Linked DNA regions of Homo sapiens: region 1 is linked to region 2. A link is a loop called in an ENCODE intact Hi-C map of the cell type or tissue named here. Cell type or tissue: K562. All regions are shown on one strand. Each heading gives the region's core, and the rest is flanking DNA. Links, peaks and the distances in the headings are about the cores only. Region 1 overlaps CLEC16A (C-type lectin domain containing 16A). Region 2 overlaps CLEC16A (C-type lectin domain containing 16A).

The links. Hi-C counts contacts between places; a loop is a spot of excess contacts. Peaks named below come from ENCODE experiments on the same cell type or tissue, not always from the same donor. Only the 100,000 strongest peaks of a DNase experiment are listed, where the experiment ranks them.
Region 1: it touches region 2 in a loop (4-fold over the local background); 2 of 110 quality-filtered maps call a loop at or near these places.

Annotation. Positions count from the first base shown.
Region 1 is chr16:11,154,300-11,170,033 of GRCh38, forward strand. CLEC16A (C-type lectin domain containing 16A) reads left to right here. Exons shown (of 24, transcript NM_015226.3): 23 at 12,089-12,253. Among named protein-coding and RNA genes, the nearest start is that of SOCS1, 94 kb to the right of the region's middle. In K562, for the core only: no CTCF peak of the experiment used is centred there; DNase peaks (open chromatin) are centred at 5,319, 6,658, 7,262, 11,271 and 1 weaker place.
Region 2 is chr16:10,963,778-10,979,511 of GRCh38, forward strand. It overlaps CLEC16A (C-type lectin domain containing 16A), which reads left to right. Exons shown (of 24, transcript NM_015226.3): 4 at 5,384-5,532; 5 at 7,348-7,453; 6 at 8,777-8,782; 7 at 9,161-9,284; 8 at 13,448-13,622; 9 at 15,552-15,605. Among named protein-coding and RNA genes, the nearest start is that of CLEC16A, 27 kb to the left of the region's middle. RefSeq lists an enhancer at 1,740-1,819 and silencers at 7,755-8,049, 8,373-8,550. In K562, for the core only: a CTCF peak has its summit at 7,872 (motif pointing right); DNase peaks (open chromatin) are centred at 7,904 and 8,624.

The DNA.
Region 1 (15,734 bases), core at 3,312-11,311, 190 kb after region 2:
TATGGTTCAAGCTCATCCATTCAACTCTCTATCAAAGAAATGCAAATAGAATAGTCATGTGTCTTGAATGCAGTGTAACATGAGGTTTTTAAGAATCTAGATGAAAATAACTTCATTTTTCTCGTAAACGATTTTCATATAAATCCTTTAAACCTAGATATTTAAAGTTCCTTTAGAAAGGCTCTCTCATGTCTCACTTTGTTAACTCCTAAAATCTTCAGTCATAACAGCTAATGTGAGGAAGACTTTTGTTTTGTGTTGCGTTCTTTTCTCCAAAGAGCTGGGCCATTTCTTTTGCTACATACCCCTTTGTCTAAAGACACTTACGAAAATGAAAGTCCCAGGACAGGCGTGGGGGCTCACATCTGTAATCCCAGCACTTTGGGAGGCTGAGGTGGGCGGATCACCTGAGGTCAGGAGTTCGAGACCAGCCTGACCAACATGGTGAAACCCCATTTCTACTAAAAATACAAAAAAATTAGACAGGTGTGGTGGCAGTTGCCTATAATCCCAGCTACTTGGGAGGCTGAGGTAAGAGAATCACTTGAACCTGGGAGTCGGAGGTTGTAGTGAGCTGAGATCGTGCCATTGCACTCCAGTCTGGGCAACAGAGCGGGACTCCATCTCAAAAATAAATAAATAAATAAAACCCACCACTACAAAAAACAGAAAAATTACCCAGGTGTGGTGGTGTGCACCTGTAGTCCCAGCTACACGGGAGGCTGAGGTGGGAGGATCAGCTGAGCCTGGCGAGGTCAAGAGGCTGCAGTGAGCCGGGATCATGCCACTGCACTCCAGGCTTGGTGACAGAGTGAGACCCTGTCTCCAAAAAAAGAGAAGAAAATCCCAGTTATTGCCTCATTGGGCCCAAGTTCCAGGCACCGTAAATTCCAGCCGAGGAATCAAAACAGCGAGTGCTACCTGAACATTTAGATTGCGTTAATGCTTTCATCCTCACGAACCCTGTAAGGTGTGGTGGTGTCACTCTGCTTTAGAGTGACAACAGTGCTTTAGAGGACACAGGCTCGTGGGGTGAACAGGTCCCCTGCTGTCACATGCCCAGAGCCACGGCACTCTCCTCACCACCGTATCCTGTAGCCAGAGTAAAAGTGACAAGCCTAAAGCCAAGTTGCTGCTCTTCAGGTTTCTCCCCTGCAGATAGCAGAAGGCTCGTGTCCAGCCGTCCGGTTAGCCATGTCCCACAGGTCTGCCAGGGCAGACGTCAACAGAGCCCTGTCCACTTAACAACCTCAGCTGTGGGTTTTTGAAGCTTGTTCTGTGCTGTTATCCATCACGGCCTTTCTGTGGCTCCGCACATACTCCCTGATTCTATCTGACTCACATAGTTCCAGATAGTATCTTCAGTTCTTGTTGTAGATGATGTGTCATAGAACGTCATCAGCCATCGGTCTGGCCTAGCCCCAATCTGTTAAAACACACGGTAGGAGAGACTTTGGTGAGGTGACCCAGCTGCAGAAGTTAACTACCCCACCCTGCAAAGTCGGAGTCCTGGCGAACACAAGCAAATGGAATGGGTCCACAGGCATGGTGCTCTCTGCCTTGGGTGCATACTAAGTATGTGTCAACGGCAGGTGCCTTTTGCAGAGAATCAAGACTAATTCCCTGGCCCCTTTGTACAGTGCCACCTCCTAGAACACACGGAGCAGGCCAAACATGTCAGTGTAGGATACACACTGTACGGCCTCCCTGCTTCTGGCCAAAAAGGTCAAAATGGGGCTGATGGGATAAGAGACTTGCTGGGGAAGAATCTGGCGCTCCTGGCCGGGCATGGTGGCTCATGCCTGTAATCCCAGCACTTTGGGAGGCCAAGACGGCTGGATCACCTGAGGTCAGGAGTTTGAGACCAGCCTGGCCAACATGGTGAAACCCATCTCTACTAAAAATACAAAAACAAAAAAAATTAGTGGAGCATGGTGGCGCACACCTGCAGTCCCAGCTACTTGGGAGGCTGAGGCAGGAGAATCACTTGAATGCGGGAGGCAGAGGTTGCTCTGAGCCAGGATTGTGCCACTGCACTCCAGCCTGGGTGACAGAGTGAGACTCCATCTCAAAAAAAAAAAAAAAAAACACAACTAATCTGCCACTCCTTGGCCAGCCAGAACCTTGGGGGGCCATCCTTTGCAAGCAGGGCCATAGTGACCCACCCTGCTCCTGGTGCATTCCTGATTCTGCTCCAGCTGGGGTCAGTGAGCGCCTGTGCCTGGGAGTCTCCTGGGTGCTGTCTAACCCGCCTTCCTCCTGCTGCCGTTTCAGCCCTGCTGACTGCCGCAGTAGAGAGGCAGCCCAGATGGCCGCTCCCAAGCTTGCTAGTGCCTTGGCTGACAGACTGTTGTGGAGGTCTTTGCTTGCTAATTTACAGACGGTAATACCAGTGGAAGAGGGCAGGGGCTGGGCGAGGCAGGGACTGGGTCCTTGGGAATCAAGCCCAGCCCTGGCGACCTTCAGTTCTAGAAATCCAAAGCAAGGTTGCACCACTGCGAGAGATTCCAAGATCTGGTCCACCTGTGTCCCCCATGTGCCATCCAACCCTCTGTGGCCTGGATAGGTGCTCATGTAAGATGCACGCATTCCTCATATTCACACAGCCCAAATGCCCGCCCCCCCCCCCACCCACCCCCTGCCGGTAGCAAAAGGGGCATTAGACTTGGCAGCCCTCACAGGCAGACCTTCACCCGACAGCAAAAACATTTCTAAGGGCACAATTAGGACACAGAGAGAAAGCAAGATACTGAAAGACCATTTTTTCTTTTCTGCAGGTTTTCAAGGATAGTGTTTAAAATCTGAGAGGATTTATCCATGGATAAAGAGCTATAGGCTAAAAGACTCTGCAAGTTCCCAGCTATTTTTGTATGTTGGACATGTTATCCGTTGAAAAGCAATCAGAAATAAAAAGTATTTAAGCGTTGTGAGGTGCAGCCTAGTCAGTGATCAGTGATGTGGGGGTCGCCCATGGTGGCAGCTCAGGCTTGGCCCGGGAGGCCATACGAACATCCCTTCCCCAGGTGCCTGATGTGTAGACCTGCGCCCTGGGCTGGACAGGAAGTGGCTTCTTCAGCACCAGTGCACAGGAAGAAAACCAGATATCACCATTTGGGGGCAAGTCCTTCATTGCCCCGAAAGCACAGAGTTTTGTGCACTGAAACAGTAAATCATCTGAGACTTATTAAAGGGATACTGAAAAGGGGTCTCTGTGCATATACCTGAAGCTTTCCCAAACTTCAGGGTCCTAGCAGTGAGGGAGGAAACTTCTGGGGCCCCCCAAGGCTCCTGCAGGCCCTTGGAGTCACTGCTATCTGAACCCTGCCCACATGTCAGTGAATGCTTTTGTTTCTCTTTGGTTTTTGTGTAGATTCCTAAGAGGAGTCCCGGGCAAGGACCCAGGCCTCACCTGGCCCATGTCGGTGTGCTGTTGCTAGACTTGAATCTGAACCCTGCTTCCTCAGCCCCCAACACGTGCTCTTTGAGCAGCCGTGGGTAGTTTGGGCCCTGTGCCCTGTCTTCCTAAGGTGGCTTTCCTAGGGTAGCCCCCCACTGAGTAGCTCCTAGCCCCCGCCTGCCCTCGGGTATTGCTGTCATCTTGCCAGGGTGTAGGATCCAGAGCTGCTTCTTGAGTCAGAAGCACGAACAAGAAGGTTCTATGTCACCTGCAGATCTTTCTAGTAAGCCGCAATCTGTCCAGAGCCACCAGCAGCTGAAGTCCCAGACTTAGTCACCTCCCAGCCCCCCATCTCTCGCCCCAGGGACCTGGCAGGCTGCACTGGGAGGTGAAAGGGCAGATCCAAGGAAGGAGCCGACAAGGGGAGAAATAAGGCCATGCACACTTGCTGTCTTCAGTTTGTGTGCGAGGTCACAGGGCCGATTGATTTTTTTTTACTGTTTCCCAGCATCGTGATGGGTGGTGAGAAAATATGAACACTGCATCGTCAGAAACCTGAGCCACAGCCTCGGAATGAATTTGCTAATGAAAGGCAAGCTCAGGGCACCCACGCCTCATGGTCCTCATTCACGGCAGAGACTGTGGAAAATGCACGGGTTGCTTCTCCCGAATCAGCCCTCAGCGGGTTTTATATTATGCTTTGCAATCTGCAACAACCATAAATAAGTGTAGGTTTTTCTTAGGGCAGGCAGCTCTCCTGTCCAAATCTTAGAGCTTTTTCCTAAAAGAGGTCTATTGAAAACTGGACTTCTTTGACACACCTCTAACTGAGATTTAAATGTCTTAGTCTCATACCTCAGACTCAAAAGCCCCCCACCTCCAGAGTTTGGTCAAGGAGGCCCCAAGGTATGACAGACACCCTGGGGTTAAAAACAGAGGCTGGAGACCGGGAGCAGTGGCTCATACCTGTAATCCCAGGACTTTGGGAGGCCGAGGGAAGAGGATCACTTTAGGTCAGGAGTTCGAGGCCAGCCTGCCCAACTTGGTGACCCATCTCTACTAAAAATACAAAAATTAGCTGGGCATGGTGGTGCATGCCTGTAGTCCCAGCTACTTGGGAGACTGAGGCAGGAGAATTGCTTGAACCTGGGAGGCGGAGGTTACAGGGAGCCAAGATCATGCCACTGCACTCTAGCCTGGGTGACAGAGCGAGACTCCAGCTCAGGGAAAAAAAAAAAACAGAGGCTGGAGACCCCTCTGGTTGCATACAAACGGCTCACAAGATAGATGGCCTGGCTTCGCTGGCTTGGGGTTTCCCACTTCTTAATTTTCAAAAGGAGTATGAATGAAGCTGTCAACATTTTCAAAATCAGGAGGTGTTATGTCAAAATCCAGATATCCAGCTTCTCTTGACAAACTGGAGACTGCGGCCATACTGAGGTCCATGTTCTCCTGCAGCAGCAGTTAGAAGAAGCTGGAATCTGTGCTTTCTGATTTGCCCCAGTCTCTACCAGGCCCTGCCATCTCCCTGGCACAAAAGCTGAATGTCCCATGGACTGCATGTATTAGCATGCCTGCACTGTTGTTTTAATAGAAGAGAATGGTTTCTCAGTGTGCGTGTGTCTATTAAATAAAGGGAAACAGATGACAGATAGAGAGGACCACCAGTGTTTTATCTCCAGCCCCTCCTCATTACATTACCGGGCTGGCCAGCCTTGCCCTGTCTGATTTTCAAAAGTAGGATCCACAGAAGTGTCTAGAAAGGGGAGGGGAAGGCCCTCCTTGGTAAGGCACCATGCCAGCCCGAGCAGTTCCATTTTCATCTCATGTATAAATTGGAGTTTCACCATTTAGAAAAAATGTTTGAAAAGGGCTGTCATAGGGCGTTATCTTTGAGGAATGAGGTTCCATCTGCAGTCAGGCAGTTGTGTCTCCCATTAAGCTGCTTTCAAAGACATGCCCCAGGAGGGTTTCATGGGACAGAAACCTTGTGGGTGAATTGGTGTGTCGTGTAGATCGCCTGTTTTTTTCCCTGTGGTCTTAGCTCCTAGGAAGCTCAGAGTTAAATGGTGACATTAGCTTCCCATAGCTTGAAGTCTTTCTGATATAACTTTTCACCTTTTATTGTCGGGTTCTTATTTACTTTTTGTTTTAGTAGCTTTCAGTATTTAGTATCTATGGCATTTAGGCTTGGGTTTTAAAATATAACATAAGCCATCTCAAACCCTTCCTGGAAACAGGTAGTATGTAAGGGCATCTGTAGGGAATGAGGCTGCAGGGCGAGGTTAGTGCTTTTGAGTTGAGTGGAGAATCCCCAAATTGAATTCAGAGCCAACTGGGTTCCTTCCCTTTCAGCTCCCTAAAAGGTTCCTGTGGAATCCCCTATAATCTCAGGTAGTTTTCACATCTTCCAAGGGTAGATTTTTTTTTAAGCCTGAAATAGTTGCACTTTAGTCACATGGCCAGTATCCTCAGAGTAATTACCAAGTGCAAAGCGGCACCAACTCCAGGCAGGCCACAGAGGTCGGGGGGCGTCCCTGCTCATTTGGAGATTCAGAAAACTTTTGGTGCAAGCCCACTAGTTTTTGTGCCTACACACATCCAAGCCCTTCCCACCCTTTAGTCTCTCTCGGGCCTCGCTCTTTCTGGGTCTTAACAATTGTGTGTAATCTCTGTGACCAGGTGTGAACCCAGACAAAAACTCGGTCCCATCTCTGGTTTCTACCCAAAAAGTCCACTTGCACCACATGGGAAAGAGTTGACCAAGTGTTTCATAAGCCCTAGGTGGCGGGTCACCTCCCCACCTCACTTGCCCCTTTCCCTCTTTCCCTTCAGCCCACCACACCTAGATTCCACCCAGCAGGTACAGGGCAGCTTTTTCTGCACCAAAAACTCTGGGAGCCAGCCCGTCCCTTGTCCCTAGGGGACTTAACTCACATCCCCGCATTAACAAAGTTTTTTCCCTAACTGTATCAGTTAAGATTAAGTTCAACTACATAGTAAAGATAAACTCAAAGGGGAAGTTAATTTCCCTCTCGGGTAAAAGAAGCCTTGTAGTCAAGAGATACACAAAGACGTCAGGGACCCAAACTCCTTCCTTTTCAGTGCTCTGCTGTCCCTAATGTGTGATTCATCCTCATAGCTCAGGGCAGCTGCTGGAGTTCCAGCCATTGCATCCATTTTCCAGGAAGCAGAATGGAGGAGGATATACCCCCTTTCCTTTTAAAGAGCTTTCCAGGAAATCCCACATGCCACATTCATTTCTATCTCACTGGTCACAACTTAGTCACTTGGCCACGACTAGCTTCTGGGTTCTGTAACTGCAACCGAAAGGGAGAATGGTTATTGAGAGACAGCTTACAATATCAAGAACACTGTCCAAAACCCTCTTCTTTTTGCTTTTTTGTTTTAAGCCTTCCCAATAAAGTGAACAAAACCCTCTTAACCTAGAGGATTCCAGGTGCTAGCTATTAATGTAATGATAATCATCACACTAAATACCTAAACATCTTTGCAGTCAAATTTCTTATGCCCTGCTTAGGTAGGCCGACTCCTACACAGCCATCAAGGCCCCAAGGTTGGACAGAGCTGCTGCAGAAGCACAGGGGAGAGAATAGTTAACCCTACCTTATGCAAAGACTCCTCCCAGGCTAATGCTGAGCTGCGTGAGCCATGAAGAATGGGGCAGGGGTTTGTAAAGACAGAAAAGAAGCAAAACAGAACTCCAGACCGAGGGAACGGCCTAGCAAAGGTTGAGAGCAAGTGGTTCTTGGTAGGAGGTCTGAGGACTGACCTAGGCTGCTGGAGGCAGATCGCCATATTTCCACATCCCCACTCCTATGCACACCCAGTGATTCTGGGGTTGTAGGAGGGCCTTGACTCGAAAGATATCTGGGGGTTCCAGCTTCCCTGAGTCCTATGGATTTGACCAACAATCTAGGCATAAAGAGCAGAGATTATCAACTCAAACGCCCACACGGCCAGGCAAGTTGCAAGAGCAGGGACCCAGCTCTGCTCATCTCTCTCCCGTTGCTGTCCTGCAGGAATGGGGCCCCATAAAGCCAGATCTTTTCATTTTTTAAGAAAGCAGAAATCCAGGTCTGTGTGTAAAAGCTCCCAACGTGTCCATGGTGGTACCTCCAACAAACACACATATAACATAAATAAGCAAAGCGAAACTCGTGTGCAAGCCCCTAGGCGGCTGCTGGCCGGCTCTGAATCTTGAATCACATGGTTAAGTGATTATTGGTGGGGAAAGCTTAAAGACCTGTAGAAGAGGAGGAGGGGGGCATGTCCAAGGTCTCGAAGTCAGTTTGGGCAGAGCTTGGACTCAAACCTGGGGTTCTGACTCCAAGCCCAGCTTTCCTTCTGTCAGTGGGCCTAAAAATAGAAGACTGACCTTTTCTTGGTATTTTTGTGCTTCACAAATGCCAGAGCGTTATTCATTAGTTCATCTTCCCAAAATAACTGGCAGAACACGGCCAGAGGGCAACAGGAAGACTCTGGGCTGCGCCCCCCGACCGTGAAACTGGGGGCTCCTGGGAAGTGGGGGATGTGTCTCACCATGGGCATAGTTTCCCCCCACTGTTGGAGTGGCCTGCCTGGCCCTGCTCTTGGTGAGTCCAGGGGAGAGAGCTTCAGAGGGCAGAACAGATCTCAGGAGGATGTTAGGATCGGGAGCTTGAGTCTATCCAGTTCCCAGGCAGTTTGTGTTCCCTCCATCATCCTCCCTTTTTTTTCTCTTTTTGGTTTAAAATAAGGTTTACAATAGGAGTCTTGGAAAATTCAGACAAGCACAAAAAATAACAAAACTCACTGCAGTACAACTACCTGCTTCTCTCACTGTGTCAGCTTCAAATCTCCAGCTGCCTTCTCTGCTCTGGACAAGGGGGAAAGAGAGCACAAATTTTTTGCAAGAGCGGAAACATATGGGACATGCTTTTTCTAACCTTTTTTCATTGACTCCATCTTGAGCATTTCCCCCAACACTTAGTCTTCTCTTACCAGCGTGTTGGTTGGCAGCAGGGAATTTCATCATCTAGAGGGATTAGAATTCACTTAGCCTTTCCCCAGTTCTTGGACTTATCAGCTGTCTTCTGTTCTCTGTTCTGCACACCAATATGCTGAATATCCTTGTAGTTCGGTATGTGCATCCACCCACAGTGTCGTCTGCAGCATGGGATGCTGCAGGTGTGGAATTGGTCAGATGGTGTGAAAGTCCATGCAGCCTCTGATACACATTTTGCAGGCTGTCCTTGAAGCATACCCAGGGAGAGCCAAGACTGTTATCACTGGAGAGGATCTCAGGGAGGCCGGTTTGCCTTCACTCCTGTCGCACGATCTCTGGCTTGTCTGTGTGTTTGCACCTACTTCGCAGCCCAAGTGTGTTTGATTCATACACCAAAAGCCTCTGGCACCTCTGCCAAAGCTAGTTCATCAGGGACTGCCTGACTGGGATGAAGCAGGAACCAGAGGACAGGGCGCTCTGGCCATAGACATTCACCCTGAATTCTCCCCAGCACCCTCCTGATTCTCTGATGTGTTGCCACTTTGATTTGGGGAAAAACCCCTTGAAATTGCAGGTGGGGGGCCTTGGCCATCCAGCAAAATAAAGGAAAAAAAAAGCCAAAAGTCACTGTGGCTTTCTGGTCTCAGTGCCACTGGCAAAGGGAGAGAGAGTGGAAAGGAGGGAAGTGGGAGTTTTAGTAGAAGTGGGTGAGGGAGAGATGTGTTCAGTAACCTCTGCTCAGCTAGACCCTGCAAATGGATGGGATCGGTAGTTGGTGATTTTTTTGTTTGTTTGTTTGTTTAACTCAGTACATGCAGATTTTACTGCCAATCTATGACTTGATCCCAACCCATTCCCAAAATAAAAGAATTTAAGCATCCTGACTGCAGTGCCAGCTTCTCATCTGCTACCCTACATGTCCCACTGCAGATGTCTTTTGATAATAAACCAGGTTTATGATGCTGTAATAAACCATGGCTTTAAAGAGGGCAAGAGAAAAGACGTGTCTTCTTCAAATGGGCCTGTGACCACCTTGGCAACGGCTATGTCATTGATCCCTTCCAGCCGGGGTCATTGTCGGGAGCATACAAGGTGTAATCCCAACTCTGTTACTACACTGGCTGGCCCTCTGTTCATGGCCCTGATAAATAGGCAGCTCGGGAAAAGCCATCTTGACATTTTGATTTGTTAAGGGGTAATTCATTTTCGAGGCAAGTAAACAGCTTGTAAACTGGGGGGTTTACCGCTCTAAGTGATTAAGAAGTGAGCAGCTATAAAACTGGTTCCATGAGGCTGCGGCTGAGTGTCCCCAAGGAATCTTCCTGCCCAGTGTTTGGATTTGCCGGATGTTTGCCATAGTTCATCTGAGCGGGCCCCCGACACACACACACACAATATATCACATTGTGCCTCTTCCTGAGAACTCCAGCTACATTCATCCTGCCTTTCTCTCCGCAAGCAGACCTCTGCGGTAGGTGCGGGCAGGAAATACCCTCCACGCAAGAGGAGCTGGTGCTCAGGATGACCGCCTCACTCGGAGACTCACCCTGCTTTCACTGGGCCCCATGCACTTGCCATTATAGTCAGCGCTTGTTAAGTCACCCCCAAAACCCAACTGGGGGTATAAATAGGGCCCTTGCCTTTTAAGGAGCTGATCTTTAGACGAAAACAGCTTCACATGAACCTGAGTGGAAATAGCCCCTCCTTGATGGCCCGGAGAAGAGTCCTGCTAAGCCCTAAGCTGAGCCGCAGGTCCCATCTGTAGGTGAAAGGAAGGAGGCTGAGGGACATCAGGGACTTGCCCAAGGTCCCTCAGCTGGGAAGTGAGCAGAGGAGGGTTAAATCCCAGGCTTCCCTGGTGCCATAACCTGGGTGTCATCCCCTGCACCAGATGGGCACACTGCTTCTGTCCAGAGCCAGGTAACCTGGCAAAAAAGCCTTTTAGGCTTTGCAGGCCATGTGGTCGCTATGGCAACTGCTCAACTCTGCCGCTGATCGAGAAAGCAGCCATAGTCTCTGTAAACAAAGGACCGTGGCTTGTTCCAGTAAAACTTTACTTACCAAGCAGGCAGCAGGTTGCAGGATGCCAACCCCTGCTAACACCCTGCAGCCTTCCTGAGTTTCAAGAAAGGTGAGGTCAGGGCCTAGAGGGCCTTCTGGAAGTAGTGTTAGTAGAGAGCTGGACCGTGTGAAGTTCAGGCAGGGCAGGTGGCATGAATGGGGTCCAGGGCTGGCTGTGGTGAATGCATTCGCTTGAGGAGTGGGAAGGCTGCAGGAGTGACCAAGAGGGTTGAGATCCCCTCTCTCAGCTGGAAGGAGGACTCGCCCCCCCATATCTCCACCGCAATTTGGGGCTGCTTCTGTGCCACGAAGCACCATCACCATGGGTCCTGCTTGGCTCCTAGGGGCTGAAGTCGTGGCCTGCAGAAAAGCACATGTCCACCAGAAGAGGGGCTCCTGGGCCGGATAAAAGGGGCTTTGATTTATCGTAAAGAACACGTATCGGCCAGGTGTGGTGACACACACCTGTAATCCCAGAACTTTGGGAGGCTGAAGCAGGAGGATCACTTGAGTCCAGGAGTTCAAGACCAGCCTGGGCAATACAGTGGGACCCCCATCTCTACCAAAAAAAAAAAAATTATTTGGGTATGGTGGCATATCCCTGTAGTCCCAGCTGCTCAAGAGGCTGAGGCAGGAAGATCACTTGAGCCTGGGAGCTCAAGGCTGCAGTGAGCTGAGATCACACCGCTGCACTCCAGGCTGGGCAACAGAGTGAAACCCTATCGCAAAAAAACATAAAGAACAAACATGTATACTGAGCTCTCACCATGTGCCACACCCTGTTCTGGGGTGTGATAATAGTTCTTTCATTTTATTCCCACAACAGTGGGAGTATGTAGTGATACTCCAGGTTGTGGCTGGGAAAGACTCAAGAGAAACACAATAGCTGTTCAAGTGTCTGGTGCTTCTGTGTGGGAAACAGGGGTGCACCCAGGTCTGAGTGTCTCCAAGATGAGGGGCTCGTTCATCCCCGCTGGGTCAGTTTACCGCAGAAACGTGTGGGCAGACTCCACCTCCAGGTCCCGGAGATGCTGAGGGCCATTTGAGACCATCATCACTAGCTCTTTGCCAGGGCTTTCGTTGTTCCTGAACCTGACTTCCCTAGAACCTCAAGGGCAGAGCAAATTCTCTGGAAGGAGCGTCCAGGGCACTGTCCTCCTGCCCGGGTGTGACTTCAGAGCGTGGGTCCCCCAGGTATGACTTCAGAGCATGGGTCCGGTGCCCTTCCTTGGACACCATCAGCAGAAGCCTGAGACTCTACCATGAGGGCATCTAGCATCCCTGGGTGAACTTGCCACGAGGCTGCACGTCCCTCTTCAAGGGCACAGCTGGCACGCTGCTGAGCCAGTATCAGGCACTCGGATTTACGACTCATGGCCCCACACTCAGCTCTGTGGCTGGTTGTACTCTGTTCCTTGAAATAAACCTGTAATAAACCTTTTCCTTGAAATAGCTTCAAAATGTGGCTGGGTCAGGGCCACGACCAGTGAGGTCAGCCTGTTCCAGGGAACAGAGCAGGACTTTCAAGGAACTGAGGTTGGGTTGTTCAGTGGAACCATGACATTGAGGCCCTCAGGCCTACTCTTTGCTTCCACTTGGTCACCTGGTACTTTGTCTTGCAGGCTTCGCCGTGGCCCAGTGCATAAACCAGCACAGCTCCCCGTCCCTGTCCTCACAGTCGCCACCCTCCGCCAGCGGGAGCCCCAGCGGCAGCGGGAGCACCAGCCACTGCGACTCTGGAGGCACCAGCTCGTCCTCCACCCCCTCCACAGCCCAGAGTCCAGCAGGTATTGGCCACGTGACTCAGTGATATGGGGACATTTGGAGAACCCCGTGATCCCTCACCATTACCAAAACCCCTGACCTCCAGGTCCTCCTTGTCACAGCACTTGAAGGATGATGCCGCTCAGGTGATCTGCACATGAAGCCTCTAGAGATTCCTCTAACTTGATGTTCCCTCCCAGGCTGGGTCAGCTCCCAGATGGGGAAGAATTGCTCCTTTTTCAGGCCGGTCCCCACCGAAGCTGTCACTGACTGCAGAGCTGATGGGCAGCAGGCGGGCTGCACCTAAACCCACCCTATCATCACCTCCACAGTCTTAGGTGTCACAAGGAGGGGTCTCCCAAGGGGATTGTTTGCAGTCTAGGAAAAGAATCGCGTTCCTGCTGATTTTTTTTTTCCTCTGTAACATACCAGTTTTGTCCTTAAATGTGGTGCGGTCCAGTTGTTCGAGTAGGCACGCACTTTGCCACTCTTTGGTAGGATGTGATGAAGTCGTATCTTGCCATCCTTCAACTTATTCCACTTCAGACATGGCACAGAGGGAACCCGGGAGTGAATGGGAGCCCCTGGAGTCAGCCTGGAATGGGACATGCACCAGCTCCTCGTTCTCGGCTGCCGTGAGCTATTCGCTGTGTGAGATGTGGGGAAGTACAGACACCAGGCCTCTGGCACAACATGGCCCCAAATTGTAGCCAGAGGAGCAGGGATGAGCATCCATGGCCTTGAGCCAGCAGGATGTTCTGTGCCCCAGCAGCATCCCCCCGCCATGGGTCGGGGGGTCACACCAACTGCCTGCACCTCTGACTGGAGATCCTTAGTATCCTTCACTGTTCCTGCAAGTTCCCCTCCAGAGCCCTCACTCATCATATTTCAGGGGCACGTGGCCCACCTCTCATTGAGTTCTGGATTGATTGATCATGGCAGGAGGACACGGGCTACTGCAGAGCCAGGGAGGTCGAGGGCCCTTGGTCACCATCCTCTCAGCACCAGGAGCCAAGATCTCCCTGGGCACCTACACCTCTCTCTTGGGCACTTCCAGCTTTTGCATTTCCAGTTCATGCCTGTGGCTCAGAGCACCCCAACCCACCTGTGTCTCTCCCATCCACACACAATGTTACCTGCACTTCATATTGACTTCACGAGGCCCAGGCAGGAAAGTCACCCCACAGCCACCTCACTGAGAGATCCTCTTCCACTCGGCACCTGCTCCAGGGCATGACCACCCCTTCTGAGCTATTTCTGAGCCCAATTTAAGGTTGGCTGCACATCCAAGCAGATGCCACCCCTGTTGCCAGGCTTGTAGCTGGGAAACTCCAGCAGAGCTTCTTTCAGAAACTAAGACGCACCCTCAGTAGCCCTCTTGATCCCGTTTCATGCTTGCTCAGGGGCGGGCATGCAGGGTTGTGTGTTCATGCACCCCAACGCACATATTTACCGTTGCACTGGGGATGAAAGCTTCCTTGCCCTTGTAGCTGTGGTCACCTTTCTGTCATTTTTAAGGACGTACAGCCAACAGCTAAGTGAACAAACAGCCATATACTTCTTTGCCTAAAGTTAACACCGGCAAAGACCCACAGTATCAAAAATGATCAAAAATGGGCTTCTGTATATGGATGTCTACCTGAATGTGACCCCTGAGGCTTCAACTCTGCACTTTCCCAGGGCCTGGTGTCTGCAGTGTGTGCTAGTTTCTTTTTTCTTGGCCTCCCTCAGCCCCTCTGTCCCTACCCCCACCATCCCCTGCATGGTACCAGCGTAATGTCTTCTCATCTCAGAAATCCAGTGGCTATTAACTTGGCTGTCAGGTGGCCAGGCAGTTCCAGTCAATAAGTGAGAGTCAGGACCTCCGAGGTGTCTGCTCCCATTTGGTGCGTCCCCAGCAGGCCTGCGGAGACAAGTGTGTAGGTCCCCATTCTTTATGCAGCATGACAGTAAAAGCCTGAGGCCCAGCCTGCCTGTCTGGCTCTGCAGACACTGAGACAACTCACCTGATGAAGGGCCATGCCCGGTGGGCAGCCTGGGCTTTACTCTTACAGATGCCTCAGGATGCAGCTATTGATCCCTGGCAGGAGAGCTCATCAGAGCCCACAAGCTCCTCCCTGTCTTGAGGCCAGACTTCTAGGCCAGCCTGCAATCTCCCTCCCAGTCCACCCAGACCAAAGCATATGGGCTTCCCATGTTCCTTGTAGGGATGGGCCTAACCAGATGGCTCCAACATCTGCCTGCTGTTCCAGCAAGCCGCAGAGGAGAGAAAGCCAAGGACAGGAGAAGGGAGACAGCTTTGTTGGGATAGGAGCCCTTCTGCCAGTTGCTTGATTTGACATTGGCTCAGAGTGCGACTCAGCATTCAGGCTTCTGATGAGGGAAGGTCACCCTGCGTGGCTCGCTCACCCAACTTTCCACCCACCAGGGACCTGGCCCTGATCCACCAGAGATGATATCCTTGGAGGGCCAGCCAGGCAGCGGGGTGGGCCAGGGCCTCTCCTCCAAGCTCATTCATCCTAACCGCCCACTGCCTTCAGCCTGGACAGCAGAAGACAGCTGCAGCCCCCTACAAGGGGCAGCATGTCCTCAAAGTGGTTTTTGAGGGTACAGTGCTAAGTCAGAGGCGATCCCGTCTCTGTGATTATGGAGCCTCCCAGAGTCCAGGAAGCTCCCTTTTGTAGAGAGCGGCTGCCAGACCCTCCGAAGTCAGAACTAGGAAACCCCAGTGGCTTCTTTGCCATTGATTTGTTTTTTGTTTTGTTTTGTTTTTTTGAGACAGAGTCTTGCTTAGTTGCCCAGGCTGAAGTGCAGTGTCGCAGTCTCGGCTCACTGCAACCTCCACCTCCCAGATTCAAGCAATTCTCTCACCTCAGCCTCCTGAGTAGCTGGGATTACAGGTGCGCACCACCATGCCCAACTAATTTTTGTATTTTTAGTAGAGATGGGGTTTCACCATGTTGGCCAGGCTGGTCTTGAACTACTGACCTCAAGTGATCCACCCACCTCAGCCTCCCAAAGTGCTGGCATTACAGGCATGAGCCATCACGCCTGGCCCTCCTTTGCACACTTTGCATGGCCAGGTGTTTGGCTGGGCAAGTACACAAGATATGCCATCCCCCAAGTGATGAGACAGGCCCAGTTTTCCATAGCTCTAGCCCACGGTTTTGAACACTTGAATTGTTCAAGGATGTTGTTAAAAGCTGGGAGTGACCTTCATGCTGTTTTGACAGTTGGTGTGGCCCAGGCACCCACCAATCAGCCTAGGCTCCTGCTGTAGCCACGGCAGGGCCTTCTCAGTGTGCACCTGCTGTGTGGCGTCCCAGTAGATACTCCTCCTGAAATTGAGCCCACCTGTGCCAGACACCATGCTTATAGGCACTTCACAGATGTCCCCTTGTTGAATCCTGCCACACTCCGCCTCACATTGTACAGTAGAAAACACAGGGGCCCAGAAAGGCTGTGCAACTTGGCCCAGAGGATGCAGCTAGCCAGCAGAGGAGC
Region 2 (15,734 bases), core at 4,827-12,826:
TAGCTCAGTGGTCTTCAGTGAGGGGACATTTGGCATCATCTAAAAACATTCTTGGGGGTGCTGCTGACATCTAGTGGGTAGAGGGTAGGGGTGCTGCTAAGGACAGGCCCCCCACAACAGGGAATTACCCAGCCCAAATTGTCCCCAGTGCCGAGGCTGAGAAACCCTGGTTTGGTTCCTAATCCTCCACGCTAGACTGCTAGCTTTGTTATTCCAAGGTGACTTCACCAAGCCCGGGCCCTGCCCGCCAGAAGTGGGGGACAAGTGGCCAAATGTCTATATCAGAGGCAGGCTCTAAGTCCCCAGGACAGGTCTGAAAAAAGTCTGCAGTGGGCAGAAAGAGGTAGAGATGGTGGCATTCCTCTGGCCAAGAGGGAGAGGTGAAAGGGCTGCTGAGTGATGGCTCTCGCAGCCGCCGCTAGGTGGTGCTGCTGCCTCAGAGACGCCTTATGCTTCCCGGTGACCGCAAGTTGACAAATGTGGGCCGACTCCTGTCTCCCTAAATGGTTTCCCTTGTTACCAGCGCCTGTTTCACTGGATGTGAAATGACTGCGGTTTCTAAAAGCTCTGAGGGGAAGATCCAGCTCAGTGGCACAGGCCCTTGACTCAGACTGAACCAGGTCCCAGGCCCAGTTCTGCCCCACACTGGCTCCCTGCACGTGCCTGGACAGTGAAGGCTCCGAGCTGCTGTTTGTGCATCTGTCAAGAGGAGAGCACAGTGGCTGCAGCATAGAGTGGCTGGGCGTGAGCGTGAGAGCAGGTGTTCAGAGCGAGGCACAGGGTCTGGCAGATAGGACATGGCCATGGTGTCGGTTTTATCCTTTAAGGCAACATCACCCTCAGTGTCCCTGCCCTGGGAAGCCTCTCAAAGTCCAGCTAGGCACGGGGTGACTGGATTGAGATGGGGGTGGGGCGATCAAAACTTACGGCTTTTAGAGTGTTTCTCTGAATTATGTGGCTTTTAAAAATTGTATATATTTAATGTGTACAACTTGATTTAATATATACATATACACAAAAAAATGTGTACATTGTGAAATAATCACGGCAATCAAGTGAATTAACATATCCATCACCTCACTTTTGTGCGTGTGTGTGGGTGGGGGTTGTGTGTGCACCTTGGGTGATGAAAATATGCAGTAGATCTGTTAGCAGATTTCAAGTCTGTAACACAGTAGGATGACCTGTAGTCACTGTGCTGTACATGAGAGCTCCGGAACTTACTCATCGTGCGTCGTACCCTTTGATCAGCGTCTCCCCATTTCCCTCCTCCCCAGTCCCTGGTAACCACCCTTTGACTCTCTGCTTCTATGAATTTGACTGTCTTAGATTCTCCCTGTAATTGAGATCATGCAGTATGCGTGGCTTTTCTTGTCCTGGCACCGAAAAGGGTGCCCTGCTGTGGGAAACCCAGGCAGATGCCCCTGGCTTTATAGCCCCTTCACCACAGTGCTTTTATAAGCCCTGCAAAAAGGGTAGAAATCATTGCACGTTTACAGAACTTGGATTTGTAAGGGGTGAGGAGGATAGAAGACCTTTGCTTTTATTTTTGTTTTCTAATCACAGAAGAAAAAATGTCCTCATTGTTAAATAACGAAAAGCCAAATGTTAGAAAAATGTAAAGTCAAGTTTCTGCAGAATTCAACCCTAACGATCCATTGTGCACCAGCCATTCTGCTGTTTGCTTTTCTTTTTCCCACCTTCCCAGTGTATCCTAGATCTCATTGTCCCGTTCTGTAACCCTGCCTGGTTTGGTTTAGGAGTGGCAGCTTGTTGTGCTATAATCTATTTAACCTGACCACGGGCATTTAGGTGGTTTCCAGCTTTTCACTATTACAAGCTACCATTTCACAAATGCACCTGTTGCCTGTTGGGGTTAGTGACCTAAGTGACAGAGTCCCGAGAGACTGAGATTACGTACAGGCTCCCGGGTTTATTAGAAAAGGATACCACAGAAAGTCAGCCACACAGTGAGGGGGTAGTAGAAAAATCCCAGCCTGATAATAGAGGCACCTCCAACTGTCCTATGGTGGCCCCCCACCACCCACAGAGTCATCTCTTGGAGGCCCTGGAAAAGTCCCTGCTGGGGAGTGGAGGGAGCCTGTCGCTGTTCCAGCTCCAGGGTACAGCTGAGAGACTCACAGTTGCACATCTGAAGCTCCCAGTATGGTGTCTGTGCTGCTGGTGGTCTGGAAGCCACTAGCCAGTCACAGCAGGGCTCAGTAAGACACCCCAACAGCTCCTTATCCTGCCAGCCCATTACCCCTCCCTACTTCTCCCCCAGCAAGAGCCAGAATGACACAGAAAGAAAAAGAAGTGCTCTGGGTATCAGAATCACCTGGGTGACACGATACCCATGTTAGACTCCAGGTGGATAAATAAACTGTGGACTATTCAGAGAATGTACTACTATATAGCAAAAAAGAAAAGAAAAAGGAAAAGGAAAGAAGGAATGAACTACTACCATTGCATACACAGCAACCTGGAAAGCCCTCAGATGTGGTAATAAGCGAAAGAGGCCAGACATAGGAAGTGTGCGTACTGTCTGCTTCCATTAGATAAGGTTCATGGACAGGCAAAACGAGTCTGATGTGCTAGAAGCAGAATAAGGGTTGCATTGGGGTAGCGGGTACTGACTGGGCAGGGGCATGAGGAAGTCTTCTGGAGAGCTGGGAATGTCAGATTTGGGATCTGGATGGTGCTTACACCGTGTGTATATGTAAAAATTCATCATGCTGGGCACTTAGGGTTATGTATCTATGTGTTTTATACGTAGATATACCCGAGGCTGGGTACTTTATAAGGGAAAGAGGTTTCATTGACTTACAGCTCAGCACTGCTGGGGAGGCCTCAGGAAACTTACAATCATGGCAGAAGGTGAAGCAAACACATCCTTCTTCACATGGCAACAGCAAGGAGAAGAATGAGTGCTCAGCAAAGGGGGAAGCCCCTTACAAAACCATCACATCTCGTGAGAACTCACTATCACGAGAACAGGATGGGGGAAACCACCCCCATGATTCAATTATCTCCACCTGATCCCTCCCACAACACGTGGGGATTATGGGAACTACAATTCAAGATGAGACTTAGTTGGGGACATAGCCAAACCATATCATACATATATGTGTGTGTATATTTCCACATATGTCAAGCTGTCCACTTAGGATTTGTGATATACATAACCCCATCTTTAAAAACATTAAGATTCCTAAGATTCTGCCTTAGACCCATTGACTCCTTGCTTGGAGGGATCCCCAAGCACTGCCTCAGTAGTGTTATGAGCAGGCGATTTTGAAAACTGCTCTTCTAAGACTACAAACCGCACAGCCTGTCTGCCATGCCTGCTCAGAGTGCACAGTGGCTTTTCTGAATGCAGTGGCTTTCCCGGAGAACTGACTTCCAAGGAGGACCACGCCACAGGCCCACACTGTGGCTTCCATCACGATCCCGGGCTCCCAGATTCCTCTTTGTGGTGTTTTTGATGATTCCCAACAGACTGTTGAGTTTGACTTTGATCGACCTCAGTTAGGTACCTCGACGGCTCCAAATAACTTAATGGTTTATTTCCTCTTCACCCAAGAGCAACTGTTTTCAGTCCTGGAATATGGTAGAGATTTTCTTTGTTTGTTTTGTTTTTAGAGACAGGTCTCACCCTGTCGCCTAGGCTAGTCTCCAGTGATACGATCATGGCTCACTGCAGCCTTGAACTCCTGGCCTCAAGCTGGGACCACAGGTGCACACCATCACACCTGGCTAAAGCTGAGATTTTGAATCTCCGAATAATAGTAATAATAATAAGAAGAATGGCAGTTAACATTATCGAGTGCTTGCATTGCGGCCCATGCTGTCCATTCACACAGCCAGTGAATCAGTGACTACTACTACTGTCCTGAGTGCTTTCTGTGCATTTTCTCCATTAACTCTTACCACTACTTCATGAGGAAGTTTTGGCTTCATGAAACTGGGGCGTGGGGAGGGTCAGCAGTTTGCCCAAGGTCACAGCACAGCTAGGAAGTGGCAGGGGCGAGATGTGGACACAAGCAGGCCAGTCCAAGTCCACGATTAAACCCAGAGCTTCCCAAACACTAGCACGCATGGGGAGCCCTGCACACTTCTCACATGCAGAGTGCTGGGCCCACCCCTGGAGATTCTGACTCCGTGGCGCAGGGCCGGGGCCCAAGATCCTACAGGTCTGACAAGCTCCGGGGTTGCTGTGCTCCCCATCTGAGGACAAGACTCTGAGTAGCGAGGCTCCAAACCATGCCCCCAGCAGGTGTGAATCGTGTTCTGCCTTTAGCTGTCCTGGGGGCCGGGCAGGTGAGCTGGTGCAGCACTCACACAACATTCCAAAGGACAGGCGATGGGACAGCAGTGCCTGCCTTGCAGGGTGGCTGGTAAGAACACAGAGGGAAATATGCCTGGCAAGGGCCCAACACTGAGATATCAAACTGCAGGCCATAGGCTGCAGCTGGCTAGTAGACATGTTTTTGCCGGCCAGCACAGCTTTAAAAGCTAGTTGATTTCAGTGGCAAACATGTCAGGATCAGGAGATGCAGTGTTGGAATCTGGTTTTGCCTCTCTTCACTGTTGAAAGCCCTCACCATACTGGCCTGCATTTCTGCAGGGCCAGGCGCTGGGAGCTGGGGAATGGGGTTGCTCTTCAGTTGACCCCAGTGCCCTTGGGCCCTCATCACCCAGTTTTCATTGTTGGGCCCCCATAATGCATGACAAACTCTGACATCAGACCTAAGTTTGAATCCCTTCTCTGTGACTGTCTCTGTGCACGGGTAAGTTAACATCTCCGAGATGTTTTTGCTCATCTGCAAAATGGGAAGAATGAGCAGGATCATGTGATGGTTAATGGTCATGTAAAGCACTCAGCCTAGTGGCCGGCATGTAGTAGGGATTCAGCAGGAAGGGACCTTTATGCAATCATGTTGCTATATAAGGAGGAAAAAAACCCTACTGTGGCCTTCAGAGTTGATGATGTGATTTGTGATGGCAGAAGGGGGCAGCTTTTTACCCTCATTCATGGGTGGTTTGTGAAAATGCCCACACACCAGCTAATCTCCCCCTACTCCCAGCTCTTTGTTGCACTTTGCCATCAATGAAAAGAAAATGTTGGAGTGTCTTTTTTTTATTTGGTGTGGGAGGGCGGGGAAGGGCTGTTCTCTGGTGATGCCTTTGAACTTCCTGGTGACTGTACATTGAAGATGATCTCTTTGCTGGTTAAAAGTTAAGCTCTTCCCAGTTAGTGTGTTTAATCCCAGCAACCCAGAGGCTTACCTGATTCAAGTACATTAACGTGGTCATCTGCTTGTTACCTGGCTTATCTTTCCTCCAGCATGAGTTAACCTGTTTTGTTTTTTTCTCCCTCTAGATTATTTGCTCTCAAATAACTACGTAAATTCTATCATCGTTCATAAATTTGACTTTTCTGATGAGGAGATTATGGCCTATTATATATCGTTCCTGAAAACACTTTCGTTAAAACTCAACAACCACACTGTCCATTTCTTTTATAATGAGGTAAGTAATTGCCAGAGGGGCACGTGTGGGTGTAAAGCCACACGTGGCTTTTTTTTTTTTTTTTTACGGCAGCGCCTTATATCTGGATGGTCTTGTGTCTGTTTACAAAGCTCTTATATGCTTGTTATGATTTTCATGGCAACACTTTTGACTTTGGCATGTTTAAAAAATTTTTTTAATTAAATAAGTTACCTTTCTATTAAAAAAATGTAATTCTTTGTAGAGACAGGGTCTTACTATGTTTCCCAGGTTGGCCTTGAACTTCCGGGGCACAAGCGATCCTCCTACCTTGGCCTCCCAAAGTGTTAGGATTACAGGCATGAGCCACAGCACCTGGCCAGCCTTTCCATTGTTAATGTAAAATTCAGTTTGTTCTGAGAGCTTTATACTTGGTAGAGAGGAGACATGCCCAGATGTTGTCTTGGGGAAGTGTTGCCCTGTGGGAAAAACAGGAACTCCAGTCAGGGCTGGTTTTGTCACTTCCCTGCTGTGTCACCTTAAGGAAGTCCCAGTCCCTTTCTGAACCTCAGTTTCCTCATCTGAGAAATGGGGATAAGAATATACATCTTGTAGGGTTATTAGGGGTTAAATTAAATGAGATGATGTCTTCAAAGTGCCAGTATGTACATAGCTCCCTAAAAGCATAGACGTTGCTATTGTTGATAAGATAATGTCCCTGACATTCTTTGGGAGAATTATTAAAATGAACAACTTAAATAAATAAATTGCTCCTGTCCTCACACCTAAAAGGGGTTTGAACAATAGGGTCAATGTATCACCCACACCAAAAGGTCCAGGCACTGGTCGTGCTGGGGCTGGTTCATCCTGTGGTTCAACAGTATCAGCGAGGACCCAGGCTTTCCCATCTTGCTGCTCTGCTGACTATACAGCTGGCATCCATCCTCAGGTTCAACCCCTCATGGTCACAGGTTGGCTGCCACTGCCAAAATGCCTGATGAGATCACTTCCCTTCTTGTGTCCCTTTTTAACTTCCAAAGAAAACTTTCTCAGAAGGTTCTCACCAGCCTTCCCCTCATGTTTCCCTGCATCCCACTGAGTACTTCTTAGGTGTCAGGTGCTGGGATAAGCACAAGACCAGAAATGATCTCATTTAATCTGGAAACCATAAAGTAGATGTTATTATCCCCATGTTATAGATGTAGAAACAGAGGTTTAGAAATACTGCATTGCACAGGTTAGAAGTGGTAGAATGGGTAATGAACCCAGGTCTGACATTATCTGGACTCATTTTCTTTTTAATTATAATTTTCAAAGTAGAGATGAGGTCTCGTCACATTGCCCAGGCTGGTCTCAAAACTCCTGACCTCAAGCAATCCCCCCTCCTTGGCCTCCCAAAGTGCTGGGATTCTGGGCATGAGCCACCACTCCCAGCCAATCAATCAGTGATTACTACTACTACCACTACTACTGCTCTTTTTTCTTTTTTCTTGTTTTGAGACAGGGTCTTGCTCTGTTGCCCAGCCTGGCGTGCAGTGGCACGATCACATCTCACTGCAGCCTCCAACTCCTGGGCTCAAGCCAACCTCCCACCTCAGCCTCTCCCAAGTAGCTGGTACTATGGGTGTGCACCACCACACGGACTTGGACTCTTCTGTTTCTTCCATGGCTTTGCCTTCCTGTCCCTTTCTACATGCCCCATTGGGAATGAACCACTGACTTACGGTTCACATTGGCAACATTTTTTTTTTTTTTTTTGTCTTTTTCTGAAGTCTCTGATGGAATTCAGAGAGTTGGGGTGGGGCCAGGCCTGGCTTATGGGCTTATAATTTGTTTTCGTTATTTCTTTTGTTTTAGCACACCAATGACTTTGCCCTGTACACAGAAGCCATCAAGTTTTTCAACCACCCTGAAAGCATGGTTAGAATTGCTGTAAGAACCATAACTTTGAATGTCTATAAAGGTAAGTGTCCTCATGGGCTTGTGTCTCGGCTGATTTCTGACTTGGCAGCAAGCACTCACTCCCGTGTGTGTGCGTACAGTTCTCCGATTGTCACGAGGGAGCACATTGATGATGAGCCGTGGCAGCTTCTCTCATGAAAAACTTGGAATCCCCTAGCATTTAGCTGGCCGCTCATGGAAATCCTTGCCTTCTCCAGGCATGTCGAAGTCTTGCTCATGCTGCTACATAGAAGTAGGATGTCCTGAGAGGCACGTGTGGGATTCAGAGTGGCTATGTTTTAGAATTTGAGAAAGCAAAGTTGTCTTTTTAATGTGTCATTTAAATTTTTGTGTCTTGGCTTGTGAAATATACTTTAATACAGCTAAGGGGTAATTTGACTTTTAAGTAATATATAAAAGCATGTCACATTGTGAACAGCAGGGGGCAATGTTGTATTCCCAACAGGCTGCAAAGCCCAGCACTAACAATTCCTCCTTTCCCTCAAGATGTTCTTAATGCCCAAAACATTGCCCCAGGGAAAAAGCCATTCCCCCACTCTCCGCTGCACTGACACAAAGGCTGCCTGGCCACAAGTTTCCTGAACTGGAATTGCCCTTCCAAGGCGATGCTTGGAAGTTCTCTGCCTAATTCCTGGGTTATTTTCCCCGGAGTCACCACAGTGGAGATGGGACTATTTTCTCAGGGATGAAAGGGCTTTGACTTTCATGAGCCAAAATGTTATTACTCCCTAATGAGGGTGGGGGCTTCTCAGGGACTCACTCCAGCCTAGCACTGGGCTTACATTAAATTTAAGAACCTTTCTAAGAGCCCAACTGGACCCACCCAGGGGTCGCAAACTGAGGACCTGTGGGCCATATCCAGCCATCAGACATGTTTTAACTGGCTTAGTTTTTGAAAAAATGTGTAGTTGCCAGTATTTAAAAATTGGGAGATCTTCCATGATAATCTGGATTTGCACCTTGAAGATGTAGATTTGGCTAGTCAAGGCCCACAGTCCTGCAGTTGGGGGGGTCAGCTGGCACAGAAGCAGCTGCCCCTTTGGGGTCAAGGCCCGTGCTCCCAGGTCACACGCTGGACCTCTGGCAACTAGCCAACGTGGCAGGCTTGTAAGATTGTGACCCTGGTCCAAGCCACAGTTGGTTCTGCTGCCTCCTGCTCTGTTTTCTCCTGTCTCCTTCTAACCTTATCTCTCTGTGCAGATGCCTCCCACCCTAGTCTCTCTCCCTCTGAGCAGCTCTCTCACCTTCCCAGGTCCTAACCCTGTTAACTGTTGTCTGTTTTTTGCTTTTCCTTCAATGACGATTCCTGTGTTCCTTATTCCAGTGTCATGTAAGTTATTAACCTCTGGTTTTCTGCTTTCTTAATCTACCCTTATATGTAAATACCTTGCTTGAGAATGGTGTAATTCTCAGTGTAGTCTAGCTCAGTCTGCTACTGATAAGTAGGCTCTCCCATGCACCATTAATGTTTAGCCCAACTAATTTATTTTTAAGTATAAAATATCATAAGAACTGCCTTGATGACTATAGTTTTATGAATAAGATAAACATTTTTAAGTATTTCCAGGAAAGACAGACAATTTCAGATTATAGCAGAGGGCTTTTTCATTGTGGTTTTTGGGTTTTGCTTTGTTTTTGTTTTTTTTTTAATCTTCCCCAAGTTATTTTTGGTAGCTTGACTTTTTTTTTCTTCTGTGAATTTTCTCAGTGGATAACCAGGCCATGCTGCACTACATCCGAGATAAAACTGCTGTTCCTTACTTCTCCAATTTGGTCTGGTTCATTGGGAGCCATGTGATCGAACTCGATGACTGCGTGCAGACTGATGAGGAGTAAGTGACACCCCCAGGGCCACTCAGTAGATAGACAGGGTGGTTAGGGGAGAATTCTGTTTTCATCAAGGAAAAATAAACACAAGAACCGCACTTCCCTACCTCTGTGTAGGCAGAGCATGGACTTCCGTACTGTAAAAGGTCCTGCTCACCTATTTGTAATAATGAAATGCTGGAAACAACTCAGACGCCTCCCAGAGCAGGCGGGGTAAATCAATTCAGTACAGCCATAGATGGGGCTGCTACGCAGCTGGTGAGAAGGTCAAGGGGCTCTGTCAGCTGATGAATGCATTAACAAAATGTAGTCTGTCTGTACGATGGAATAGTGTTTGGCGATAAAAAGGAATGAAGTGCTGACACTTGGTGTGGCGTAGATGAACCTCAAAAGCATTATGCCTAGTGAAATGCCCAGAATAGGTGAATCTATAGGGGCAGAAAGTAGATTCGTGGTTTCCTAGGGCTAGGATGTTGTGTGGGGACATAGGAAGCAACTGCTAATGAGTATAGGGCTTTTTTTTCTTTTTTGAGACAGAGTATTGCTCTGTCACCCAGGCTGGAGAGCAGTGGGGTGATCATGGCTCACTGCAGCCTTGACCTCCTAGGTTTAAGCATTCCTCCTGCCTCAGCCTCCCAGGTAGCTAAGACCACCAGGCCTGTGCCACCATGCCCAGCTAATTTTTTTGATTTTTAGTAGAGATGGGGTTTCGTCATGTTGCCCAGGCCAATCTTGCATTCCTGGGCTCAAGCAATCCTCCTGTCTCGGCCTCCCAAAGTGCTAGGATTACAGGTATGAGCCATACATCCGGCCAAGTAAGGGGCTGCTTGCTTTTTTTTTTTTTTTTTTTTTTTTTTTTTTGAGACAGAGTCTTGCTCTGTCTCCCAGGCTGGAGTGCAGTGGTGCAATCTTGGCTCACTGCACCTCTGCCTCCTGGATTCAAGTGATTCTTCTGCCTCAGCCTCTGGAGTAGCTGGGATTACAGGCATGCACCACCACGCCTGGCTAATTTTTGTATTTTTAGTAGAGACAGGGTTTCACCGTGTTGGCTAGGCTAGTCTTGAACTCCTGACCTCATGATCCACCCACCTGGGCCTCCCAGAAGTGCTAGGATTACAGGTGTGAGCCACTGTACCCAGCCATAAGGTGCTTTTTTTTGCAGGGGGGATAACAGTGTTCTAAAATTGACTGTGATCATGGTCAGGCAACTATGTGACTCTACCAAAAACCATTACATTGTGTACTTTAAATAATTGAATGTTATGGAATGTGAATTATACTTCAATAAATCTCTTTTAAAAAACAGATTAGGATGGTGGTTTTGTCCTCAAAGGGATGATTAGAAGTTCCAGAGCAGGATTTCTTTCCCTTGGCTCTATTGACCTCTTGAACTGGGCACCATTGTTGGGGGGGCTGTCCTGTGCGTTGTAGGATTTTTAGCAACATCGCCAGCCTCTCTACCTGCTAGATGCCAGTAGCACCCCTCCCCAGTCGTACCAACCAAAAATGTCCCCAGACATTGCCAAATGTCCCCTTTAAGGCAAATTCACCCTCACTTGAGAACCACTGCTCCAGGGTGACAGCTTTGCCCAGGCCTAGTGAGAGGTGCACCTAGATGGGGTCAGGATGCTAAAGGGACCAGGGCAGACCCATTGGAGCAATTGGGAAAGCTAGAAGCCTTATGGATTTAAACAGTCATGGATGCGAGACATAATGAGACACTTAACTATAGAAAGAACAAAGTTATACAAGCAAGGAAATGAAATCATAGTCCTCTATTTGGCTCCACAGGGAATGTTATGACATCAACCCCAATTACTGATAACTACTTGTGGGGAAGGGGCAGAGAGAATGGAAGAGTTCTGTCATAACAGGAGGTCAATAGATAATACCTAAAATGGCTCAATTGCAAAATAGGAGTCCATGCAGATTTTCTAGAAATATGGGAGGAACTATCTGCAGAAACAAGTAACTGCCTCTGGACAGTGAGGAGAAGTAGAGGAGGGCTGGGTGCGGTGGCTCACACCTGTAATCCCAGCACTTTGGGAGGCTGAGGCGGGCAGATCACTTGAGGCCAGGAGTTGAAGACCAGCCTGGCCCCATCTCTACTAAAAATACAAAAATTAGCCAGACATGGTAGTGCACCCCTGTAATCCCAGCTACCAGGGAGGTCAAGGCAAGAGAATTGCTTGAACCTAGGAGGTGGAGGTTGCAGTGAGCTGAGATCGCACCACTGCACTCCAGCCTGGGTGACAGAGCAAGACACTGTCTCAAAGAAAAGAAAAAAACAGTGGAGGAGGCGAGTCTGGGCCAGGAGCTGCTCTTTTTCATTATCAGCTTATCAATGCTATTTGAGTTTTAAACCTAGCTGCATATATTACTTTGATATTTTTTAAACCAAAGTATTAAAAAGTGAGGCACTTTAAATATACCATTAGAGAAAATGTTCCAAAGTATCTTATTAAGTGGGAGAAAAGTGCAAAACATTGTGCATAAATGTTCTAGGTCTCAGGCGCACGGTGGGTTCATAGACATTCATTATACTGTTAGGCTTTACAACATGTATTTGCTGTAAATATTTACCAAATATCTTTTTTCTTTTCTTTTTTGAGATGGAGTCTTGCTCTGTCACCCAGGCTGGAGTGCAATAGTGCAATCTTGGCTCACTGCAACCCAATCTCCCAGATTCAAGTGATTCTTGTGCCTCGGCCTCCTGAATAGCTGGGACTACAGGTGCATGCCACCACCCCTGGCTAATTTTTTTTTTAATATTTTTAGTAGAGACGGGTTTCACCATGTTGGCCAGGCTGGTCTCGAACTCCTGACCTAAAGCAATCTGCCTGCCTTGGCCTCCCAAAGTGCTGGGATTACAGACATGAGCCACTGCACCCAGCTGAAATATCTTGTTGAAGTATAAGAAATAATTGGCTGGGCATAGTGGTTCATGCCTGTAATCCTACCACTTTGGGAGGCCGAGGCAGAAGGATCACTTGAGTCCAGGAGTTTGAGACCAGCGTGGGCAACATGGTGAGACCCCTCCACCCTCTATGAAAAATTTTTAAAAATAGTTGGGCATTGTAGCAGGTGCCTGTAATCTGAGATGCTTTGGAGGCTGAGGTGGGAGGATCCCTTGAACCTGGGAGGTTGAGGCTGTAATGAGCTGTGCTCATGCCACAGCACTCCAGCCTAGGTAACAAAACAAGACCCTATCTCAAAAAATAATAATAAATAAATAAAAGGAATAATTATCCAGAATTATGTAAAAGAAGCAGAATTGATCTTGTTTTTACTTTTTTTTTTTCAAGTATATACAGTTAGACGGATAGAAATGTGACATCTATATTTTAGATGTGACTACTACTAGGAGAGGTAAAAATGTAGAAAAAACAGACATTAGGGTTATAAGTCCCAAAATGTTAATAGTGGATATTTGTTAGTGGTGGGTTTGAGACTTTGAATTCTATTTGCTTTTATATTTTAATTTGCTGTTGTCAAAAATGATCATCTATCAGTTGGGTAATAACAACAATACAAACAAAATGCCTAGCTAGCATTTGCTGCATACTCCTTGGGGGTGGTGAAAGCATCCTCACCAGCTGTTTCTGGAGTGTGAGACTGACTCCACCCAAGAGACATTACCCCCTGGCCCCCCATCCCCAGCATGCTGTTGCTAACTGCTGGGAGACGGAGACCTCCAGGGCAGGGGCCTGGGGGAGGGGTGTCATGTCTTTGCTCTATGTCTGCATGTCGTCAGGGCCACTGGGGTGGCCACGGCTCTGGAGGCCTGCTTTTCTCTTTAGAACTCCTCTGGAGCATTTTAATTACAGTGGATTTATTGCTCCATTAGTGCTGCTTATCTGGGGAGCCAGGGGATCTTGCCACAGTGGCTAGTAGCTGTGCTTATGCAGTGGCTTGCTGGAAGAGTTTAGCAGCATTTTGCTTTGTTTACCTCATTCTGGGAGACCCCAGCAGTCCCCTGAAATTGATTTTAGTAAACCTGCCCATTTTCCCTTGTATATCTCCCCAGTAGGGGCCAGGATAAGTGTCTCTTGAGACTAACTCAAATATGTGGATGAACTCACAGTGACCTAAGTCTCAGGCCATTGATGTTAGGCTCAAAGGCTCCTAGTGTTGGCCTCCAGGCTGAGGTGGTCATTTCTCCTGGCAGGCATCGGAATCGGGGTAAACTGAGTGATCTGGTGGCAGAGCACCTAGACCACCTGCACTATCTCAATGACATCCTGATCATCAACTGTGAGTTCCTCAACGATGTGCTCACTGACCACCTGCTCAACAGGCTCTTCCTGCCCCTCTACGTGTACTCACTGGAGAACCAGGACAAGGTGGGTCCAGCCCCGTGGCTCCCGCTGGCTGAAGGCCATCAGAAGTGGGGAAGAACAGTCCCCAGTCCCCTGGAATGGGGCTGAGCATTGCAAATCAGGACTGAGGTTTTTTTTTTGTTTGTTTGTTTTTAAAAGACGGAGTTTTGCTCTTTTACCCAGGCTGGAGTGCAGTGGTGCGATCTTGGCTCACTGCAACCTCCGCCTCCTGAATTCAAGTAATTCTCCTGCCTCAGCCTCCCGAGTAGCTGGGATTACAGGTGCATACCACCACGCCTGACTAATTTTTGTACTTTTTGGAAGAGACGGCGGCATTTCACCATGTTGGTCAGGCTGGTCTCAAACTCTTGACCTCAGGTGATACACCTGCCTGGGCCTTCCAAAGTGCTGGGATTATGGCCAGAACTGAGGTTTTGAGCCCAAGGGAGATTCCTTTCAAAGCACACTGGCTTTCCTTTCCTTTCCTTTCCTCTTATTTCCTGAGACAGAGACAGAGTGTGTGTGTGTGAGAAGACTATAAAAGTGAATGAGAAAAGATTACCGACATCAGGAGGAAACAGGAAACATCTACAAATGTAGGGTTTTGGTTTCTGTGCATCCTTCCCTGAAGTGTTCTCCTCCCCAGTAACTTTTCCTGGTAGTTGCCAGAACCCACTGATTTGGAGAAGATACAGACAGCGACAGAACTTGCGCAGCATGGAGGGAAGGGATGGAGCACACTCAGGGAACGGTCCCAGGGTGGTGACTGTCCACTGTTAGCAGGCCCCAGAGGCCTGTGGGGATGACGGCTGGTAACATGCAGGGCCTCAGGACCAGGAATCTGCATGTCTCACCTATCCCTCAGGTGATTCTGATTCTGTGCTGCTGGTTCTCAGGGCCCCCCTGTGAGGAATGCTGCTTCTGGAGGGGAGGCCTCTGTGCAGTTCCTCCGGAGGTAAAAGGGCCTCAGCAGGAGGCAGGACAGAGCCAGCTGGTCACCATGCAGAGGTGCTCCAAGGGGATGGAGTTTTCAAGATTCTCACTACAGATGAGTAAATAAAAGAAAGTGTATTTTTAGTAGAAACGGGGTTTCACCATGTTGGCCGGGCTGGTCTCAAACTCCTGATCTCAGGTGATACGCCTGCCTCGGCCTCCCAAAGTGCTGGGATTACAGGCATGAGCCACCGTGCCCAGCCAGGACTGAGGCTTTGAGCCGGAGGGAGACTCCTTTCAAAGCACGCTGCTTTTCCTTTCCTTTCCTCTTATTTCCTGAGAGACAGAGACAGAGTGTGTGTGTGAGAAGACTATAAAGGTGAATAAGCGCCTTAGCTTTACCAGAGGCAGCTCTGGGAGGCAGAGACAAAGTATGAGAATTGGAGTTTTCAGACCTGCATTCAAATTCTGCCTCTTCCCTTTCCTAACTCTGTGACCTAAAGCAGTTAACCTGAGCCCGTTTCTTCGGCTGCAAAATGAGGGCCTAACTATTCTTCTCTAACAGGGTGGGTGTGAAATGGAGCATCTTGAAATTCATTATAAACGAGGGGCTTTTCCAAGGCCAGAGTGCCCTAAACCTCCTCCCCCATGCTTTGAAAATAACTTCCCAAGAACAGGCCTCCTGGAGGCCTCTCCTGCCGGGGCGTCCAGTGCCCCAGCTGGTACAAATGAACGTGCTTGGTAACTTAAGGAGCAAGTTCTCGTGGGTCAGCCTCTCATCCGTGAGTAATGGTGAAAGGTTTCTCAGATGGAAAAATAGTGTCCTTGCAAACAGTATTGAGTGGGATTTTGCGGAGTGGACTTTTGAGTAGCACCAAGAAAGGACAGCCCTAGGGCCGTGGAGGAAGTCAGTGGGACAGGACGCCTTTGTTCACACAGAAGGCTTTTGGCTTTGTGTATTTTGTGCTGCTCGCTTGTGTGACCTGATCTCTCTCTCTCTCTCCTGCCACCCTGCACTAGGGAGGAGAACGGCCGAAAATTAGCCTGCCGGTGTCTCTTTATCTTCTGTCACAGGTATGCTTGATCATTCACCAATGTCCCCACTACATTTGGGGTCCCTTGGCGTGCCACTGCCTTGAAGAAAATCCCCAGGCCTTATCACCCCATCTTCTCTGTCCCCCCCATGCTGGAGTAAAATAACAG